Regions from separate parts of the Homo sapiens genome. Here all the other regions are linked to region 2. A link is a contact called in ENCODE Hi-C or POLR2A ChIA-PET data. All regions are on one chromosome and are shown on one strand. The core of a region is the stretch at or near the end of the contact, and the rest is flanking DNA. Distances in the headings are between cores, read along the strand shown.

Region 1 (3,412 bases), core at 1-2,500, 680 kb before region 2:
AAATGACCAACTCCAGACTCCGGGTCTCAGCTTCCCTCGTACGACACCAGGCATTATTGATGGGGGCACAAGACCCTCCAAAAACCACGATTACCAAACTTCTGTGTCCAAGGAGAATCATGCCCTTCCAGGTTCCTGAGAGACCAGACTTCAGATTCCCGGGAGAATGCCAGGGGTCTCGCCTTCGCCAACCCCTACCCCAAGTCACTTTAGGTGGAAGCGTTTGGGGCTGATGCTCCGGAAGCTGAACCAGGAGGAGCTAATAGCTTCAGGACCCTGTGATGTCCCCATCGCCACCAACAGGTGGGATCCTCCTGAAAACCAGACGATTTGCGGATCCTGTTGCTCCCAATAACAGGCAACTTTCAGAGTACGGTGACGGGGCTCCTGGAGCCCTGTCACCAGAAACGGGAAATAAGGCGTGGGGGGCGAGGCTTTCGTGTCCCTTGAGAGGCTGGTGGCTTTGGGGTCCGGCAGAGGCGGGTGGGGGTCCTGCGGCTTTGACGGAGGTCGCGCCCCCAGGTCGCCGAGGAGCGGCCCCCCACCCGCCGCGGTCGCGACCCGTCAGCCCAGATCTTGCAAGGAGCCCGCGACTCCTCCCTCGCGGCCCGGCCCGCGCTCACCGCCTTCTCCAGGTGGCTGCGCGCCTGCTCGCTGTTCTTGGTGTGGTGATAGAGAACGGAGCCCAGCTGCAGGTGTGTACGGGCCTCGATGCGCTGCGGCGGCTTGAAGGGGAACACGGCCTGCAGGCAGTGCACGCACAGGCGGATTTTGGGCGGGCTGGAAGTGCGGAAGTGCTCAGCGAAGCCCAGAAGCGCCAGGTACCACGAGTCGGCCGCCTCGGCCTGCGCAGCCTGGGCCGCCGCCGCCTGGGCCGCTGCCGCCGCCTGAGCCGCCATTTTGGCCTCCACAACAACAAGCCGCCGCCACAGGGAGGCGGAAGCAGGCGCGCGAGACGGGGCCGGGCTCTCCTCGCGGCTTCCGCGAGATCTGCCGCCCAAAGCATCCTGGAACATGTAGTTTGTATTTGGGATGACTGCCGCTCCGGGAAGGTGTAAAAGGGCGACGCCGTTTGGTTATCGTGACTGGGACTTAGGCATCGCTGATAGGCTGAGGCTTCCGTTTCTGGAGGTTAAAAAAAAAAAAACCCAGTCGTTCACGCAGTAATAGGGCGAGTCTGACCGAGGCGGACTACATCTCCCATCAGGCGATGCACACTATAACAGGGCCCCTTAAGGGGCGCCGGAGCATTGTGGGATTGGATGAGTCTCAAGATGGACAACCGGGATGTTGCAGGTAACAGCCCCCGCCTCCTCTCAGGCGGCCGCCTGGGTCCCTGGGGCTAGGTGTCTCCCCTGACTCCTCGGGTCCGTCCTGCTGCGACCCGTGGATCCCTCGCTTCAGCCCCGGGGCAGCCCACAGCGTCGGCTTCTGCACCTCTTGGTTTCTCGAGACCCCAGACCCAGGTTGCTGGCCGCCCCCGCTTGGTTTGCTGAGGACGCACGGATCTCCGTAGAGGCCGCCACCCGGCTCGGCCCTGCGTCCCGTTTCCGAAACAACCGCCTTCAGGGCTGCTCCAACCTCCGTTCCCCAATACGGCGACAACCTTGGGCTGTCCCTGCACCCCTCTTTTCGTCGCAGCTGGCCTCTGGCCTGTGTCCCGCTTTCTGGAAAAGCTGCTTTTCCGAAGTGCTTTGAGGCTCCCTTGACACACTTTCCCGCGTCTTTTGACCCTCACTTTGCTGCAAGCCTTGGCCTTTCTGCTTCCCCAGAATAGAATGCATTTACCCATCAGCAGATACTTAGGGCGTGCTCACTGTGTGCCAAGCAGTGTGCTGGGCGCTACGCATGCAGCGGTGACCGAAACAGGGCCCTGCCTTCCTGGAGGTTGCTTTCTACTGGGGTGTCAGTGCATTAATGAGAAAATATTTACAAAAACTTACGTATGATGTGAGGTTACGTATGATATGATCAGAGTGGAGGCTTCTGATATTGGGTAGTCAGGAAAGACCTTTTCTTTCTTTCTTTCTTTTTTTTTTTTTTTTTTTTTTTGAGACAGGGTCTCACTTTGTCGCCCAGGCTGTAGTGCAGTGGCTCACTGTGGCTCCCTGGGTTCAGGTGATCCTCCCACCTCAGCCTCCCTAGTAGCTGAGACCACAGATGCGCGCCACCACACAGCGAATTTGTGTGTTTTTTGTGTTGCCACGTTTCCCATGCAGGTCTGGAATTCCTAGGCTCAAGCGATCCTCCCATCTCAGCCTCTTAAAGTGCTGGGGTTACGTAAAGGTGTGAGCCACCACACCTGGCCCAGGGAAAGGCCTTTTCAAGCAGAGGACATTTGAGTTAAGACAATGAATGCCAGCTATGGGAATCCCTGGAGGGTGGAGCCTTCCACACAGAGGGGGGCCAGTAAATGCAGAGGCCCTGGTAGGATGGGCTTGTCCTTTTGAAGAATGTCAAGGATGAAGCAGAAGGGAGGGGAACCATCTGGCGGGGCCTTGAAAATGGCCTTTTAGAATTCTTTTTTTCTTTTTGTTGAAGCGGAGTTTCGCTCTGTCGCCCAGGCTGGAGTGCAGTGGCACGATGTCGGCTGACTGCAACCTCTACCTCCCGGGTTCAAGCCATTCTTCTGCCTCAGCCTCCTGAGTAGCTGGGATTACAGGCGCCGGCCACCGCACCTGGCCAGTGTTTTTGTGTATTTTTAGTAGAGACGGGGTATCACCATGTTGGCCAGGCTGGTCTCGATCTCCTGACCTCAAGTGATCTGCCTGCTTCAGCCTCCCAGGTGCTGGGATTACAGGTGTGAGTCACCATGCCCGGCTCAGACTTTTAAAATTTGGATTTTATTCTGAGTCCCATGGGGAACCTCTGAGGTGTCTTCCCTGTCTCCATACTATCACCCTAGTCTGAAGACATCATTGTCTGTTGCTTGGAGCCAGTGAGCCTCCCTGGTCTTGTTGCCTGTGGATTCTCTGGCCAGAATGATTACCTAGTAGCCAGGATGAAAATAAAACGACCCTGTGGATATTGGCTAGGTGTGGTGATCCATGCCTAAAATCTCAGCATTTTGGGAGGCTTAAATGGGAGGCTCCCTTGAGGACAGGAGTTCAAGATTAGCCTGGGGAACATAGCAAGAACCTGTCTCTACAAAAAATAAAAGAAAATAGCTAGGCCTGGTAGAGTGTGCCTGTAGTCCTAGCCACTCGGGTGGCTGAGGTGGGAGAATCTCTAGAGCCCAGGAGTTTGAGGATGCAGTGAGCTACGATCATGCAACTGCACTCCTGCCTGGGCAACTCAGCGAGACCCTGTCTCAAAAAAACAAAACAAAACAAAAAAAACGGCTGGGTGTGGTGGCTCACGCCTGTAATCCCAGCACTTTGGGAGGCTGAGGTGGGTGGATCACTTGAGGTCA
Region 2 (3,449 bases), core at 525-3,024:
TTGAGTCCAGGAGTTTGAGGCTGCGGTGAGCCTTGGTGGCGTCACTGCACTCCAGCCTAGATACCTGGGTGACAGAGCGAGACGGGGTTTCAAAAAAATAAAAATAAAAAAAGCCCTAGCCCCAGGTTATCCCACTCCAGTGCCCAAGGCAGGGACCTGGGGTTCACTGTCCCTCTTCCCTGTCCCTTACTTGCCAACTGATACCCAATTTTCAAGCCCTGGCCACTCCCTGAATATCTCTGAAAATCCTCTGACATCTCCTGGCTCCCTACTGCAGGACAATCTTGCCCCACACCTACCCCAGGAGGCTGGTCACCCCTCTGGACACACACCTCCTGGGTTCCCCATGGCCCCTCTGGCAGACCAGATTCAATGCCCACAGACCTAAGTCTCAAGGTGCCACTCAGCATCCTCAGGAACAGGCAGGGCCTTTGCCTCCTCTGTGCCCTGGCCCAGCCATCCCTCCTCCCTTCCCCACCCATCCCATGCGTGTTCCATTCAGTACCAAATCACACAGCCAGGCCATCAGGCCATTCCCTCCAACAATCAGCCCACAGGTCCAAAACTCCACAGCACGTAAGTATCAAACAACTTCATCATTTATCATGTTGCCTGAAATTACTGGCTCCTGGAAGCTCACCAGCAAGAAAAAGCCTGAATTTCCTCCTTGGCCTGACCTGGGTGCTGGGCTAGAGGAGGAGCTGGGGTGGGAGGGTCTGGCTTTGCCCAATAGGAAAAGAGCAGGAGATCACACTCCTAAGGCAGGTGTTCTTTCCCTCTGACAATCCAATACAATGCATGCACACACATATCATTAGTTATTGATGATAACTAATTGTCATGCAAACCTGGACGTTCAAGCAATCCATGTCAGGACTGGGCCATGGGGAAAGGGGGCCTCCCTCTGACCAAAGGGGTGAATTCTGTCCCCTTGTCTGAGGGCAAGACCTTTCTGTAAGTCCTTTAGCCTGTTGGGGATGTGGATTTGGACCCCATGGGGATGGAAGGGAGGAGCCCCAAAGAAGAACCCTCTGTATGTTCTTTATAAACCCCCTGGAGTTCTCTCACCCCCCTCAGGTTCCCTAGACCCACCCCAGGCCCCCTCAGCCTCCCCATCTCAGACTCCCAGATTCACCTAAGTCCCCCACCCAGAGCCTCCCACAGTCTCTACTCCTTCCAGCGCCCCTCAGCACGCTCTCAGGACCACCTTTAGCCACCTTGGGGCCCTTCAGCACCTCCCAGGATGCCTTGGGCCTTAGCCCCTTCCTCAGAGCCCCCAAGACACCTCACCACCCTCAGACTGGCCATGGCATGGCCCCTGCTCAGGCCCTCTCTGCTGCCCAGGCCCTTTGGCATCCCCAGTTGCCCCACGGCCCACCACAGTCAAGAGCCCCTCGGTTTCCCTTCAGACCCCCAGGATTCTCAGGTCCCTAGGGCCGCCTGCAGACGCCTCGAGGTCCTGGGGCACCCAGCCCCCCTCCAGCCACCCCCTCAGTAGCCCTCGGCTCCTCCAGTACCCCACGGCCCCGTAAAGTCCAAATTCTCAGCGAAAGACCCTCGAGCCGTGCCAGGCCTCCCCTCAACCCCTCAGGACGCCCAAGACTGCCCACAGGTTTCCTGGGCTCCAAGACAGGTGCAGGTCTATCCTGCGGGCCGGGTCTCACCTGTTCGGGCGCTCGGGGCCCGGGCCCGCGCCGAAAGCGCCGCCGCCACCAGCACCACCGCTGCTACCGCCGGACTCCGCCATCTTCCCCCCGCCGTCGCGCGTTCGAGTGACGGGAGCCGCGCGCGCAGGCCCGGGAAACCGAGACGCGGGGGGCGGGGCGGGGCCAGGTCTGCGGAGGGGCGGGGCCGGGACCAGAAACCAAGGATTGGGGCGGGCCCGGAATCGGAGGGGCGTGGTCTACGGAGGGCCGGGGCGGGTCTGGGATAAAGGGAGGGGCCTGCTATGCAGAGAGGTGGGTCCAGGGCGGGGCCTGGGCTAGGGGTGCCGGATTGGGGCGGGACCCTGGCGTGAGGGGCGGAACCAAGTCTGAAAGGGAAGCGGTTCTGGGCTGAGAGGGCGTATTGTCTGTGGATAGGTGGGGACGGGGCGAAGCAGGACAAGTAGGCGCAGGATGGGGTTGGTCCCTGGGCTGAGGAGTGGGGCGGGGTCTGAAGAAGGGGCAGGCCCAGGGCAAGAGGAGGAGGGACAAGGGTCCGGCCTGCGGAGGAGGCGGGGCGCAGGATAAAGGGCGGGGCCAGGTGTGAGAAGGGACAAGGTGGAGGTTAGGAATGCGGTGGGGGAGTGGTCGGGGAGGTAGAAAGGAGAAGATGGGTCTGAGGTTGGGCGGGTCTGGGCAGGAGAGAGGAGGAATCTGGGGATGGATGTGGTCAAGCGAAGAGAGGGCCTGGTCTGAGGAAGGGCGGGGCCTGGGCGAGGGGTGGAGTCTGGTTGGAAGGAGGGCGGGGAAGATCAGGGGTGTGTGCGTGGAGGGGGCGAGGGATTGGCGGGGCCGGGGGGGCGGAGCCTCATCTGATGGGGGTGGGGCCGGGCTAAGTGAGCGGCGGATCTGAGGAGGGGCGGGGCACGTGCAGGTGTTAAGGAGTGTCTGTGAGTGCCCTGGGGCGCTGGCAGGCGTGCCCCGGGCGTTGGCTGGGCGTGGTTATACTTTGAGGCGTTGGAGCCACAGGGAAGTGAGTTATAGGTAGGGTGGGAGGGAGGGTGAGATGGAGCATGGAGAAATGGGTCTCTAAGCTCTGAGAACCACACCCTCCCTCTCCCCACCCTGCACACCCCGACTCCAGTCTTACCTCCTTCCCAGGCCTCTCTCAGGGGCGAAACTCACCCATGCCCAGGCCTCAGACTTCCAGCCCCTCATGGTTCCCCACCCTCCCCTGACATACCCTCTTCAGAGCCTCCACCCTGAGACCCCAATCATCTGGCCTTAGGTTCCCACCACCTGCTTCATACACCAATTCTGGTTTCTCATACTCTAAAACCCTGCACATCCAATTATCTCCCATTCTCTACTCAAAACTCATCTCCCACTCCCCCAAATCCCTGCCCACAGATCCTTCAAACCTTACACTCCCAAAGTCCATTCCACCGGACCCAACACCCTCAGATCCCCAAGCACCAGCCCTCCCAACACACTGACCCTCAGCCAGGGCTCAAAGTCCTGCATCTATAGGCGTCTATGAAGCATCTAGACCTTTTGGGGGCACCCCTCACCCCCCATCTCTGGTAAGCTCCAGGCTCCCAGGATCCCCTCTGTAGCTTGGAGCTCATTTATTCTTTTAACCTCCAAGTCAGAAAACTCTGACTTGTGCAGTCTTGGGCAGAAAGCAGTGATCCAGAAGGAGCTCAAAGCCTTCTTTCCCGTCAGTGCTGGAAGAAGGAGGTGGCTATGGGGCTGGAGACCCCATAGGAGGAAGGAAGGGGCCTGCTTGAGTGGACTCCTGCAGGT
Region 3 (3,486 bases), core at 953-3,452, 770 kb before region 2:
ATAAGTGAAGACAGAGGATACAGAAAATCCCTTGCAAATTTCCCACATCCTATAAACTGTTTCCTCTAGAAAAGGGCCAACTTTTCTGAGTCCAAAGCTGAAGAAGCGAATGCAAAGTAGCAACTAACTCTGTAGTTCAGTTCCTTAAAATCCAGCTGGTAACGCTGCTCCACTAGAACAAAGCAGGGCTAGCATGGTGTCCCCATGTCACCAGATTATCCCCTACATCCGCAAACAGAGGTGCCCTGGATCCTGGACAAGAAAATGGCCTTGTATTTTAGAAGCGCCAGGGAAATGCTCACTAGGGTTCGCAAACTGCAGCATTTGTGGGCTCTAGAGCACCAAGTACGGGCTGCCTGGCTCTGCCTCACTACTAAGAGGCCTTGAGCAAGCCGCCTGGCCTCCAGCAGCCCCAATTTCCTGACCTGTAAAGCGCAGATAATACTTCCCTACTCCCCACGGGATTGTTATAGGCACTGAATATGTCTGTGCAGGGGAGCTTAGCACACAGTAGGCACTCAAACCCGAGGGCTAGTATGAGCTATCAGCCCTCCACAGCTTGTGGTCAGGTCTGACAAACTACTGCTTAGCATATGTTAACAAACTGGTGCCAACAAACATTATTTCATGTAATCTAGTTTAAAAGAAAACTTGTAACGACTACCAGAAGAGTTAAGTCAGTCAACAGGACTACAGTCCAAGACTGAGACACCCGCACAGAGGGCTCTCAGTTTCTGTGCTGCCACAGCCAGGAGGTGTCACTGTGTGAATGGGCACACAGAACCAGAGATGTAACCAGCACTATGTACTCCAAGAAAACTGAAAGAAGTAAACTGGTAGGAAGAAAGAAAATTAAAGGCTCAAGTGACTCACTCGGACTTTGATCTAAAGAATCCACAGCTCTTAAGATAAGGATGAACTATACACCTAAAGACGTTAAGTCAGACCTACAAAATTTTGCCCTGTGCAAAATTCTCAGGGCAGAAACACGCACCTAAGGGTTGTCATTCACTTCCTAAGGGAGGGGTCACCATTCATTTCTGGGTCCCAGTGTGCGCACAATCCAAGTGTCCGTCAGGCTCTCAGCCTGGGCCCTGCCCATAAGCCTTTCCTTGTTGAAGTGATCAATTCCGATTCTTGGCAATAATCCCTTTAAAAGGCCAGCTGCTGCTGTCTAGTCACTGATGCCGACCCACTCTAGGTGGGAAAAAAGAAATCAATGGAGCCACCGCCTAGATGGGGAGGCAAATTTAAAGTGTCGGGCCTTGAGAAAGGCCGGAGATCAGAGAGGGGAAAGGGTCCCGCGGCTCCCGGGGGTTAGGCAGGAAGGGCGCGAGCTGGGGGAGGGCCGGCCCTCCAGGCGTGGGCGCGCGGGGACTCTTATTCTGACACGGGATCCGCCGCCGCCGCCGCCGCCGCCGCCGCGGGGTTCAGCGTTGCTGCCCAACCCGCCCCGGACCCCCGCCCCTGAGCGGGACCCCCGCCCCGCGCGCCCACGTGCCGTCTTCCCGCCGCCTCCACCCGTCCCGACCACTCGGAAGAGGCGCCTCGCGGCCCAGCCCTTCCCCCGACCCCGCAGGAAGCGCAGGACGGAAGCGGGGCGACGCCGCGACTTTCCGGGACCCCCGCCCGGCCCCCACGTGCCCGGGCCGCCTCGGGGCAAGGAACTTTCCAGGGCAGCGCAAGAAGACGCTCCCAGAATACAAGGAGTAGAACTCGCTCGCTCTCACTTTTCCACGCTCATGCAGGGGTCCTTCAGAGCCCCCCGAGGCCCCGACCCTGCGCGGCCCGCGCCGCTCCAGTCTCAGCCGTGCGTCCCCAGCCCCCGCCCCCCGCCAAGTTTGGTCCAGAACTTACCGGGCCGCGGGTCGGCCGGGCCCTAGGGCAGCGCGCAGGTTACGGGGGCTGCTGGTCCGGGGTCGCCCGCGGGGCCGGGCGGCGGAGGGGCCGGGGACGCCGGGCCGCGCGCGCTCGTTCCGCCTGTGGGGCCGCCCGGGCCCGCGGCGCTCGCTGCGCCGGTCCGCCCGCCCGCCCGCGCCGCCGGCCAGATAATGCGCCCCTCGGCCGCACACATGGAGCCCGGCGCCGGCGTCACCGCCCGGGACATGCGCACCAGGTCAGCGCGCCCGGCCCGCGGCCCCCAAAACACCGGGGAGCTCTTAAAGGCGACGCCGCCCGCCCGCGCCCGGCTGGGCGGGGCGTGGCGACCGAGGGGCGGGGCCTGACGAGAAGGGAGGAGCTCGTGGGCGGGGTTCCAGGCGTAGAAGGCGGGCCCCTGAGTTGAGGGGGCGGGGCCGGACGGTACCGCCCCGGAAGCACCGCCCCTCTCCGGCGCGCTCCCACGCGACACCTCGTTGGGCGCGCTGGTTTCCCACGCGGGCTCCGGCTGGCTCCCTCCCCGCCGAGTCCCAGCGCCCTCCGCAGGCCGAAGGGTCGTGGCCAACTCACCGGCGGCAAAGCCGGGCGGGCCGCACCCAAGGCTGACTCACGACGCGCTCACTGCTGACCTCGCGCCAGCTGAGCTGGGCGACCTCAAGCAACTCAGGGTTGCCTCTGAAACGCGGGTTAGAATGTCACCCCCGCGGGGTCGTCACGCGGAAGCTCTTCTCTGGGAACTTCGGCCCCGGTGTCTGTGGGGAGGGCGGGGTGTGGATCGGCTGAACGATCACTTCTCCAGTGCAGTGAACAGAATTCTACAAAGAAAGCTCCAGACCCACCCACCTCAAGACACTTGGGGACGACTGCTCTCCCTCTCCAGTTACCTCCCAATCTGCCCTCGTGCCTCAGGGAGAAGGTGAAAACCCCTCAAGAAAGCAAATCTGCACCCCTCCCTCTCCAGTAACAAGGAGGAAACACAGGAGACAGAATGAAAGCCTGAAAGAGAATGGACTTTGGAGATGTTAAACTACATAAAGCGAAATACAATTTCAATAGGGAAAATATCAAGTTCATGGAAAATCTACCACAAGAAGGCTCTCAATACCAAAATCAGGTTCTGAGGAATCCCCAAAACCGCCTCTTTTCATGTTGTTTTAAAACAAACGATTCCTGATGAGACACCTAGACTCCTGAAGAGTGGTGGTGACATGCTTTATCGCATACCCTAATAAATCTATATGTACAACTGAAACAAAAGTTTCACCAAACATAAATTTACCACATGCAACGTACTGTTTTCTTTTTTCTTTTTTTTGGAGACAGAGTCTTGCTCTGTCGCCAGGCTGGAGTGGTGCAGTGGCGCTATCTCGGCTCACTGCAACCTCCACTTCCCAGGTTCACGGATTCCCCTGCCTCAGCCTCCCCAGTAGCTGGGATTACAGGCGCGTTCCATCACACCCGGCAATTTTTTTTTTGTATTTTAGTAGAGACGGGGTTTCACCATCTTGGCCAGGATGGTCTCCATCTCCTGATGTCGTGATCTGTTCGCATCGGCCTCCCAAAATGCTGGGATTACAGGCATAAGCCACTGCACCCAGCCTGTACTGT

The links. Hi-C counts contacts between places; a loop is a spot of excess contacts on that map. ChIA-PET counts read pairs that join two places held with the same protein, here RNA polymerase II (POLR2A). Pooled maps may share reads with other maps.
Region 1: a loop to region 2 is called in a map of CD8-positive, alpha-beta T cell, with 7 times the contacts of the local background. The contact joins the promoter of SUGP1 here to the promoter of KLHL26 in region 2. A Hi-C loop is called at or near these places in 2 of 168 maps with a recorded cell type or tissue (CD8-positive, alpha-beta T cell and gastrocnemius medialis), 1 of 37 single-sample maps with no recorded cell type and 9 of 50 pooled maps.
Region 3: a loop to region 2 is called in a map of naive thymus-derived CD4-positive, alpha-beta T cell, with 10 times the contacts of the local background. The contact joins the promoter of GATAD2A here to the promoter of KLHL26 in region 2. A Hi-C loop is called at or near these places in 1 of 168 maps with a recorded cell type or tissue (naive thymus-derived CD4-positive, alpha-beta T cell), 1 of 37 single-sample maps with no recorded cell type and 7 of 50 pooled maps. POLR2A ChIA-PET finds 5 or more read pairs at or near these places in 1 of 52 experiments (GM10248).

The regions. Positions count from the first base shown.
Region 1 is chr19:19,318,347-19,321,758 of GRCh38, reverse strand. It overlaps SUGP1 (SURP and G-patch domain containing 1), which reads left to right and starts at 1,250. Exons shown (of 14, transcript NM_172231.4): 1 at 1,250-1,296. The coding sequence starts at 1,263. It overlaps MAU2 (MAU2 sister chromatid cohesion factor), which reads right to left and starts at 930. Exons shown (of 19, transcript NM_015329.4): 1 at 624-930. The coding sequence starts at 899. RefSeq lists a silencer at 550-771 and enhancers at 143-1,114, 823-1,312, 1,333-1,382.
Region 2 is chr19:18,635,353-18,638,801 of GRCh38, reverse strand. KLHL26 (kelch like family member 26) reads right to left here and starts at 1,774. Exons shown (of 3, transcript NM_018316.3): 1 at 1,665-1,774. The coding sequence starts at 1,747. RefSeq lists enhancers at 821-1,335, 1,336-1,850, 1,809-2,103 and silencers at 1,590-2,099, 2,150-2,309, 2,320-2,399, 2,440-2,629.
Region 3 is chr19:19,404,391-19,407,876 of GRCh38, reverse strand. GATAD2A (GATA zinc finger domain containing 2A) reads right to left here and starts at 2,202. Exons shown (of 12, transcript NM_001384528.1): 1 at 1,858-2,202. RefSeq lists silencers at 1,331-1,410, 1,971-2,520 and enhancers at 1,231-2,137, 2,641-2,700, 2,138-3,046.